Linked DNA regions of Homo sapiens: region 2 is linked to region 1. Evidence: read pairs that join two places in POLR2A ChIA-PET (ENCODE). Cell type or tissue: Caco-2. All regions are shown on one strand. Each heading gives the region's core, and the rest is flanking DNA. Links, peaks and the distances in the headings are about the cores only.

Evidence for each region. Peaks named below come from ENCODE experiments on the same cell type or tissue, not always from the same donor. Only the 100,000 strongest peaks of a DNase experiment are listed, where the experiment ranks them.
Region 2: POLR2A ChIA-PET joins it to region 1 with 5 read pairs; 2 of 35 experiments call an interaction of 5 or more read pairs at or near these places.

Annotation. Positions count from the first base shown.
Region 1 is chr9:19,190,858-19,196,241 of GRCh38, forward strand. No RefSeq gene overlaps it. Among named protein-coding and RNA genes, the nearest start is that of DENND4C, 37 kb to the right of the region's middle. In Caco-2, for the core only: no CTCF peak of the experiment used is centred there; a DNase peak (open chromatin) is centred at 2,264.
Region 2 is chr9:19,420,680-19,426,063 of GRCh38, forward strand. It overlaps ACER2 (alkaline ceramidase 2), which reads left to right. Exons shown (of 6, transcript NM_001010887.3): 2 at 3,183-3,297; 3 at 4,021-4,162. Among named protein-coding and RNA genes, the nearest start is that of ACER2, 14 kb to the left of the region's middle. In Caco-2, for the core only: no CTCF peak of the experiment used is centred there; no DNase peak of the experiment used is centred there.

The DNA of each region.
Region 1 (5,384 bases), core at 165-5,164:
TTTTGTATTTTTGGTAGAGATGGGGTTTCTCCATGTTGCTCAGGTCGGTCTCGAACTTCTGAGCTCAAGGGATCTGCTCACCTCTGCCTCCCAAAGTGCTAGGATTACAGGCATGAGCCATTGTGCCTAGCCTGAAACCCCATCTCTACTAAAAATAAAATAAAATAAAAATACCTGGGTATGGTGGCAGGTGTCTATAATCCCAGCTATTCGGGAGGCCGAGGCAAGAGAATCACTTGAACCTGGGAGGTGGAGGTTGCAGTGGGCCGAGATGGAGCCACTGCACTCCAACCTGGGCGATGGAGCAAGACCCTGCCTCAAAAGAAATAAAATAACCTTTATCTTCCAGTGGTTTCTCCCCCACATATTTACCTCCCCACAGTTTGCTGCCCCTAAAAGCTGTAACCCCTTTCTCTTGTCACTTCTCTACAGATATATTGTTCCATGTTAAGATGCTATATAAGCCCTGGATTTTAACCACCCCTTTGAGTTACTCATTACTGAGTTTCTCTTGTGTGTATGTGTGCTGTACATGTTAAAAAACTCTGTTTTTCTCTTTTTATCAGAAAACAGAAAACTGTTTTCTCTTTTATCAGTTTGATTCCCAGGACTCCAGCTGGAGAACCTAGGAGGGTAGAAGAAAAAGGTTCGTGTGTGTTTTTCCATCCCCTACAGTGATGGTGGTACATTATTTTGGTTTTGATCTCTGTGGTCAGGGAACAATTAAGTAAGTGATGACAAGAGGTAGGGAAAAAAAACTTCCTTTGCAAAGATTATTTAGCAGTAGAAGTAACAAAAAGATGAGTTGCAAAAAGTAAGTGGAGTTTAAGAACAGGCAAGTGGTAACAACAGCAGGTAATGACTGAGACAACGTGATAATGATAAATTTAGAGAAATGTCTTATTATGTAAATAGATCCATTAGCAATAAGCAAAATTTTACTTTTTGATCAACTTGACTGAAAAGATAACTTTTGGCCCAGGCGCCATGGCTCACACCTGTAATCCCAGCACTTTGTGAGGCCAAGGTGGGCAGATCACCTGAGATCAGGAGTTTGAGACCAGCCTGGCCAACATAGTGAAACCCTGTCTCTACTAAAAATACAAAATTAGCTGGGCGTGGTGGCACATGCCTGTAGTCCCAGCTACTCGGGAGGCTGAGGCAGGAGAATTGCTTGAACCCGGGAGGCGGAGGTTGCAGTGAGCCGAGATTGTGCCACTGCACTCCAGCCTGTGCGTCAGAGAAGACTCCGTCTCAAAATAAATAAAAAGATAACTTTTTACATGAAAAACAAAATGTATTACCCCAATAATTCTGGAGCCATTGCGATGATCTTGCAAAGAAGAGAGTAGTGTTTTTATTAAGATAACCAGTTCTTGAACTTTGACCAGTGTATTATACATAGACAAGACTTCATCTGACATCAAAGTAGTAGGACTCTTTAATCACCCTATTTTATTATTTCAAATAACATTTAAACTCAAGGATAATTCACTACTTCCCTTGGTTTGAATTTTCTGCATACAGAGTTAGATTTCTTATCTCTCTGTGTATACATGCCAACCTAAAGAATGTGGATTTTTTTCACTCAAAGAGGAAAATGACTATGATTTTAAAAATTGGCATTATAATTCTGTTCTGCCTCAGAGTTCTTCCTCCCAGCCTTGTCCCTTCCCCCATTCACAGTGTATCCTTTGCTCCAGTAATATCCAATTTCCTATTGTTCCCCAATACATTCTGTCCTATCTCTGTAACTTGGCACATGCTGTTCCCTCTAACTTCCCTTCTTACTCTTCCCTACCCTACATACCTGGCTAACTCCTATTTACCCTTCAAAGTTCAGCTCAATTAAGTATCACTTTCTCTTTGAGATCTTTACTACTATAAAACTGTAATCAATATTTTTTCTTCTTTGTACATATATTTGCATACATTCCTGATTGTGCCCTTAGTGGAAATGATTAGAAGTGGACTTCCTGTGACGGAAATTCTCTTAAAATAGTCATGAGTGATAAAATGTTTGTAAAGTCAAGCAGTTCCTGACTTGCAAATGACAGCACAAACAAGCAGCCCCTTGTGCTTCACTATTCTTGCTCCTGGGCCCTTCTGCTGCTGCTACCTGCTTCCCTTTCATAAATGCCCCAGCTATTATTTCTGGAGGAGCTTTTAAAGGTCTGGCCCAGCTCCTCTTCTTGTGCAAGAAGTCTCCTCTGTCTCTGTTGCCCTGGAGCTGTCCACCTGCCTTACCCACATCCTACCTCTCACAGCAGACAGGGGCTCCAGGCTATGGAATGTAAGATGAAAAGGAGAGAAGTTATCATTTGAGCCCGGGAGGCGGAGGTTGCAGTGAGCCAAGATAGCGCCATTGCACTCCAGCCTGGGCGACAGATGAGACTCCATTTCAAAAATAAATAAATAAATAAATAAAAAGGAGACGAGTGGTCAGATTTCAGGGACTAAACAAACATACTTTCAAGGCTTAGAAAAAGTTTTTACATGACTTATGAATTTGCTAAGTATTGGTAGGGCAGCCTAGGAACTGCAATCTCAACTCACCATTACATTTCAACTTCCTTCAGTCTCTTTGGGAAAAGGTATTTATTCATGTATTCCTAAAAGTGACCAATATGTCTTGTTTGGGACTTTTCTGGTTTTAGCATAGAAAGCACTGAGCTGATATCGCACCACTGCACTCCAGCCTGGGTGACATAGCAAGACTCTATCTCAAAAGAACAAAACAAAACAAAAATTCCAATTTCAAATCATCTCTTTGTGACCGTATGTGACTGTATGCTTTCAGAAAAATCCAGATCACCTCTTGAATGTTTTGCTGCTTAGAAATTTCTCCTGCCAGATGCCCTAAATCATCTCTCTCAAGTTCAAAGTTCCACAGATTTCTAGGGCAGGGGCAAAATGCCACCAGTCTCTTTGCTAAAGCATAGCAAAGTGACTTTTGCTCCAGTTCCCAAAAAGTTCCTCATCTCCACCTGAGACCACCTCAGCCTGGACTTTATTGTCCATATCACTATCAGCATGTTGGTCAAAACCATTCAACAAGTTTCTAGTAAGCTCCAAACTTTCCCACATCTTCCTGTCTTCTTCTGAGCCCTCCAAGCTGTTCCAACCTCTGCTCATTACCGAGTTCCAAAGTCACTTCCACATTTTCAGGTTATCTTTATAGCAGTACCTCACTCTGTTAGTACCAATTCTCTGTATTAGTCCATTCTCATATTGCTATAAAGAACTGCCTGAGACTGGGTAATTTATGAAGGAAAGAGGTTAAGTTGACTACAGTTATGCATGGCTGGGGAGGCCTTATGAAACTTACAATCATGGTGGAAAGAGAAGGTGAAGCAAGCACCTTCCTCACAAGACGGCAGGAGAGAGTGAGCGCAGGGAAAACTGCCACTTTTAAACCATCAGATCTCATGAGAACTCCTTCGCTATTATGAGAACAGCATAGGGGAAACCACCCCCATGATCCAATCACCTCCCACCAGGTCCCTCCCACAACACATGGGAATTACAGTTCAAAATGAGATATGGGTGGAGACACAAAACCAAACCGTATCAATCCCCAATCCTCTTCTCATCCTGTGTGATCTGCCCTGGACAATCTTACTAAGTTTCCATGACTTCAACTCTCATCTGAATACTGAAGATTCCCAAATGTAGCCCAGCTTTTTATTCTGACCTCTGTTCTCTATTTCCACCCTCAGCTGGAACATCTGTACTAGGATATGCATTGGTATTGTAGACATAGCTAAAACCCCATCACTAACATCATACTTAATGGTGAAAGATTGAATGCTTTTCCTCTAACATCAGAAATAAGACAAGCATGTCCACTTTGCCACTGCCATTCAACGGTGCACTGGAGGTTCCAGTGAGGGCTATTAGGCAAGAAAATAAATAAATACAAGGTCTCCAGATTGGAAAATAAGAAGTAACACAATCTCTACTTGCAGGTTGTATGATCTTGTATACAGAAAATTTTCAGGAGGCTGAGGCAGGACAATTGCTTGAACCCAGGAGGCAGAAGTTGCAGTGAGCCGAGATCACGCCACTGCACTCCAGCCTGGGCGACAGACGGAGACTCCATCTCAAGAAAAAAAAATTCTCTTTCATCAAAGGTGGTTTATAAATAACAGAGGAGATAAAGTCAGTCTTTCCAGCCGGGCACAGTAGCTCATGCCTGTAATCCCAGCACTTTGGGAGGCCGAGGCGGGCAGATCACGAGGTCAGGTGATCGAGAGAGAGATTGCAGGGAGCCAAAATCATACCATTGCACTCCAGCTTAGGCGACAGAGAGAGACTCCGTCTAAAAAAAAAAATTTGCTGGGTGAGGTCTGGCGCAGTGGTTCACACCTGTAATCCCAACAGTTTGGGAGGCTGAGGTGGGTGGATCACCTGAGGTCAGGAGTTCAAGACCAGCCTGGCCAACATGGTGAAAACCCATCTCTACTAAAAATACAAAAATTAGCCAGGCATGGTGGCGGGCCCCTGTAATCCCAGCTACTCAGGAGGCTGAGGCAGGAGAATCACCTGAACCCAGGAGGCGGAGGTGCGGTGAGCCAAAATTGAGCCACTGCACTCCAGCCTGGACAACAGAGCCAGATTCTGTCTCAAAAAAAAAAAAAAAAGTGCTGGGTGTCGTGGCATGCAGCTGTGTAGTTTAGCTACTCAGGAAGTTAAGGTGGGAAAAGGGCTTGAGTCCAGGAAGTTGAGGCTGCAGTGAGCTATGATTGCACCATTGAAGTCCAGCCTGGGTGACAGAGTGAGACCTTGTCTCAAAAAAATAAATTAAAAACAAAAATACAGCTGCCCGTGGTGGCTCATGCCTGTAATCCCAGCACTTTGGGAGGCTGAGGTAGGCAGATCACCTGAGGTCAGGAGTTTCAGACCAGTCTGGCCAACATGGTGAAACCTCTTCTCTACTAAAAATATAAAAATTAGCAGGGTGTGGTAGCATGCACCTGTAGTCTCAGCTACTTGGGAGACTGAGGAAGGAGAATCGCTTGAACCCTGGGAGGCGGAGGTTGCAGTGAGCCGAGATCACACCACTGCACTCTAGCCTGGGTGACAGAGCAAGACTCTGTCTCAAAATAAATAAATAAATAAAATACAAAGAAATACATTTAACAAAAGAATTGCATAATGGGTACTCTGAAAACTACAAACATTGCTGAAATAAATTTTAAAAGATCTAAATCAATGGAAAGACATCGTATGTTCATGGATTGGAAGACTTAATATTGTTAAGATGGCAGTACTCCCCAAACTGATCTACACATTTAACACCACTTCTCTCCAAATCCCAGCTGTCTTCTTTGCAGAAATCAACAAGCTGATTCTGAATAGTTTGGAAATGCAAAGGACTAAGA
Region 2 (5,384 bases), core at 119-5,118, 230 kb after region 1:
ACAAAAGATCTTAGACTGGGTAATTTATAATAACAGAAATTCATTTCTTACAGTTCTAGAGGCTGGAAGGTCCAAGATCAAGGTGGCAGCAGGTTGGGGGTCTGGCAAGGGCTCCCTGCTTCAAAGACGGAGTATATGCTACACCCTCACATGGTGGGAAGGGTGAATACCTCCCTCAGACCTCTGTTAGAAGAGCGCTAATCCAATTTAACACCTCCAAAGGCCTCACCTCTTAGTACAGTTGTGTGATGGGGATACGTTCTGAGAAATGTATTGTCAGGAGATTTTGTCATTCTATAACATTATAGACCATACTTACACAAATCTAGATGGTATAGCTTTGTACACACCCAGGCCATATGGTATGGCCTATTGCTCATAGGCTATAAACCTGTACAACCTGTTACTGTACTGGACACTGTAGGCAACTGTAACACAACAGTAAATATTTGTGTATTTAAGCATATCTAAACCTGGAAAAGTATCAGGAAAAATGTGGCATAAAAGCTCCATTATAATATGGGTCCACTGTCATATGTGTGGCTCATTGTTGACTGAAATGTCATTTTGTTGCAAATAATGATACTATCACATTGATGATTAAGTTTTAACATATGAATTTTGTGTGTGGGGGTGACACATTCAGACCATAGTACCCAGCAACAATTAATGTATGAATAGACAAAATAAATGTAGTATATCCTTTCAATGGAATGTTATCCAACCATAAAAAAGAATAAGTTACTGGTATATGCTGTAATATGGATGAACCTTAAAAACATTATGCTAAATGAAAAAATAAGCTAGATACAAAAGGACATATATTGTATGATTCCATTTATGTTATGTGAAATATTTAGAATAGATAAAATCATAAAGACAAAAGGCAGATTGGTGAATGCCAGGGGCTGAGGGAGGGAGAAATGAGGAGTGACTGCTTAATGAGAATAGTGTTTCTTTTTGGGGTGATGAAAACATTTTGGAACTAGATAGAGGTGATGGTTGCCCATTATGAAATGTACTAAATGCCACTGAATTGTACACTTTAAAATGGTTAGTTTTATGGTATGTGAATTTTACCTCAATTTTTTAAAGTTCAGAAAAAAAAAGCTTTGAGTCTGTGAAACAAACAAACCCCAAAATCAACCAAACAAAAAGTAAGTTAAAAAAATTAGGGATGAGTTTCCAATATGACAGTCACTGGCCACATTTAGTTGGCTGTTGAGCACAGGAAATGTGCCTAGCCCAAACTGAGGCTTGTTGTGAGTGTGAAATTTACACTGATCTTCAAGGCTTTGGTATGAACAAAATAATGTAAACTAGGCTGGACGCGGTGACTCATGCCTATAATCCCAGCATTTTGGGAGGCTGAGGCAGGAGGATTGCTTGAGGCCAGCAGTGTGAGATCAGCCTGGGCAACATAGTGAGACCACCATCTCTACCAAAAAAAAAAAAAAATTATAATAATAAATAAAGCCAGGCATGGTGGTGCATGCCTGTAATCCTAGCTATTCAAGAGGCTGAGGCAGGAGGCTCCCTTAAGCCTGGAAGTAGGAGGCTGCAGCAAGCTGGTCCCACCACTACACTCTAGCCTGGTTGACAGAGTAATACCCTGTCTCTAAGAAAAAAAAAAAGTAAACTATCTCATTAATGATATTTAATAGTGATTACATGTTCAAATGACAATATTTTGAATACATTGCATTAAATAAGATAGATTATTAAAATTTTTAAAAAGTTGAATGCCCATGGAGACATAACAGAGAGGCTTAAATCCATACCAAAATCTGCAAGATAAAATAATATCATTTTAAAGCTGGGAAGAAACTTTCAAATATAATCTTTACTTAAAAATAGGTTTTGGTTAGGATGGGAAAGCTGACAAAGGGCAACGAAGGGGGAAACTAGAAAGAGTCCTCGCTTTGTGTAGGCACAGGGGAAAAGGCTGGCTTGGCTGGGGAGGATTATTGGGAGCTGGACAATGTCCAGTCTTTTTTACGCCTTCATTAAACTTTTTTTTTTTTTTAACCATTATTTAATACAGACCTTATCTTTAAAAACACAAAAGCAGGCGGGCGCAGTGGCTCATGCCTATAATCCCAGAACTTTGGGAGGCCTGAGACGAGTGGATCACCTGAGGTCAGGAGTTTGAGACCAGCCTGGCCAACATGGTGAAACCCCGTCTCTACTAAAAATACAAAAATTAGCTGGGTGTGGTGGTGAGCGCCTGTAATCCCAACTACTCGGGAGGCTGAGGCAGGAGAATCGCTTGAACCTGGGAGGCAGAAGTTGCAGTGAGCTGAGACTGCACCAAAGAACTCCAGCCTGGGCTGTAAGAAAGAAACTCTGTCTCAAAAAAAAAAAAAAAAAAAGTAAATGGAGCCAGGCATGGTGGCATGTACCTAGTCCCAGCTACTTGGGAGGCTGTGGTGGGAGGATCACTTCAGTCCAGCCTGGAAAACATAGCTAGACCATGTCTCTTAAAAAAGGATTGTGAAAAAAATAAGTGCAAGTAAATTAGAATGATTCATAATTAACCTTGCAATAAGAATTACTGGTTAATTCTTATTTAATTCTTAGTTAATAAGAATAAGAGAGGAGCTTGGGCAGCATCCATAGACTGCAGTGTTTTTATAGCTACTCCTATGATCAAAGAAGCAGCAGGGAGCCTCTTAAATGGTCATTTAAAAAGCTTTAAGTTCTCCTGATTGTATATCTGTAGTCAAAAGAAGTGTCAGAGGCTGGGTGTGGTGGCTTATGCCTGCAATCCCAGCACGTTGGGAGGCTGAAGCAGGCAGATCACCTGAGGTTGGGAGTTCCGAGACCAGCCCGGCCAACATGGTGAAACCTCATCTTACTAAAAATACAAAGATGAGCCAGGTATGGTGGTGGGTGCCTGTAATCCCAGCTACTCAGGAGGCTGAGGCAGGGGAATTGCTTGAACTCGGGAGGTAGAGGTTGCAGTGAGCCAAGATCGTACCACTGCATTTCAGCCTTCCAGCCTGGGTGACAGAGTGAGACTCCATCTCAAAGAGAAAAGAAAAAGAAAAAGTGCAAGAGCTTAAACGAGATGTGTGACCACATTTATCCCAGTTTGCAAGGACATACTTGGAAGAGGCCACTTTATTTTTTGCCCTTTTTACTTAATACTCATCTTTCTGTTTTACATTTTTTTCCTGCAGATCAGCAATGTCTTATTTTTCATTTTACCGCCCATCTGCATGTGCTTGTTTCGTCAGTATGCAACATGCTTCAACAGTGGCATCTACTTAATCTGGACTCTTTTGGTTGTAGTGGGTAAGTGGAGTCATTTGGGAACACGGACTTAATGGGGTGGTGGGATGGGGGTAGAAGGAATTCCACACACTTCCTCTCCCCTTTGAACATAATGTTTTGTAAACTGAAGTCACTCTGAGGTCTTAGCAAACTTTTTTTTCCCACTTGCTTGAATGCAGGCTTGATAACAAAGTTGGCATTACTGTCACTTGCGTGCATTTGAGACTTCATTTGTGTAGTAGCTATTAGGGCTATGCCAGTGCAATTTTCTGAACGTCTGAAGAAAGTCAGGTGAAACAACTGAACTCTGGGGAGGCTGGTTTCTAATGGACTAAAATTAAAGAAAAAAATGTAGATGTTTGATCCCTCATTGTTTTGTGAAATACTTGTGTCATTTCCATTTCCTCCCACAGGCAGCCTGGGAATTCTTAACAGTGAAGGAATGTTGACTTTTATTTACTGCCTCTTCCCAGAAAGGCTCAGTGGATGAAGACAGAATGCGTTTAACTGTGGAATTGTTAAAGTTCTGATGTGCTGATATTTGGGCCCTAGTTGAAATCTTCTTTCTAGACTGGAGGCATGCATGCTTGGGTGGTGTGAGTTTCTTTCTTCAGTTTCTTTTTTCAGAGAGAGAGTGATCTGGTGACTGTGTTAACCATTGGTGAAAGGACTATCCTTAAGCAGTGTATTGAATTTGTGTCTCTTCTGTGGTGACCTTTTTTTATTGGTTGTAATTGATTCTAGGAATTGGATCCGTCTACTTCCATGCAACCCTTAGTTTCTTGGGTCAGATGCTTGATGAACTTGCAGTCCTTTGGGTTCTGATGTGTGCTTTGGCCATGTGGTTCCCCAGAAGGTATCTACCAAAGATCTTTCGGAATGACCGGTAAGCTTGCACTAAACATTATTGCATTTACCACTAGGTGCAGTACCCAATATAACAATGTATATATGAAGAAAAATAGCACATGATTGAACTCAGCCTAGTGATGAGCTTATCATATACTTGTTCAATATCTACTGATTGTTTTTATGATCTGACAATATAAGTAAACTGACAGATTAAAGAGAGAATTTTAATAATGCAGAGTGCATCACCTCTCTGTACCCAAAGTACATCACCTCTCTGTACCCAGTGGTTTAAGAATTAGCAAGAGTGGAAAGACCTTCAGTGGGGGTGACATTACTGAATGCTTATTCAATACTCTTTGATTTTCTGCTACAACATTTCCTTGAGACTAATCCAACTCCACCAGTTTTATACATATGAAGTAGAATCCAGACTGATGAACTGGTTCTTGGAGCTACAGATACTGTAGTTTTCAAGTTGCCTTTTTTTTTGCTTCAGATGAGAGCTGTGCACCTGCGTGCGTGCGCGTGCACACACACACATACACACTCATATACTGTATATATGTTCAAACTGGAAACCCAGAATTTCAGGAAGGGATGCATTTTAATAGCCATTGTGTTAGGGTTATACAGGTATTCATCCAGCAAATATTTTTGAACACTTATATTTTACTGTGCATTTTGCTAGGCACTGGAATATCACAGTAAACAAAACAGCAGTCTTCCTCTAATGAGCTTACACTGAAGTTGGGGAGATTACAAATCAACAAACAAGTAAATAATATAATATTAGGATATGTTAGGTACTGTGATGAAAAGTGAAGCTGATAAGGGTATAGTGGTGACTTAGGGTGCTGATTTAGAGTTTGGTCAGAGAAAGTCTTTCTGAGGAGCTGTGTGAGGTTTGTTACTATCTAGAGGCACAGAGGAGATTCAGCCCAATGAAGATGAGAAACGCTCCTGGAACACATTACCCACATTTTCTGTAGGACACTGTTTTGTCAAAATATACATATATGGCTAAATAGTCTGAAACTATGGATTCAGTGAAGCAAACGGTATGTGCCCATGGAAGAGTTATACCAGGAAAAGAAAATAATTCATTACAGTTTTACTGGCACTCTGAAAAGGAACAGGAGCTGTGAAGCTGCTGAGGACTAAGGCTGCTGCTATCTGTGGACTCAAATGGAGAAGCGTCTATGAAAAATGCTGGCTGCAAGGGGCACATTATATAATTCTATGTGTGATATCCTAAT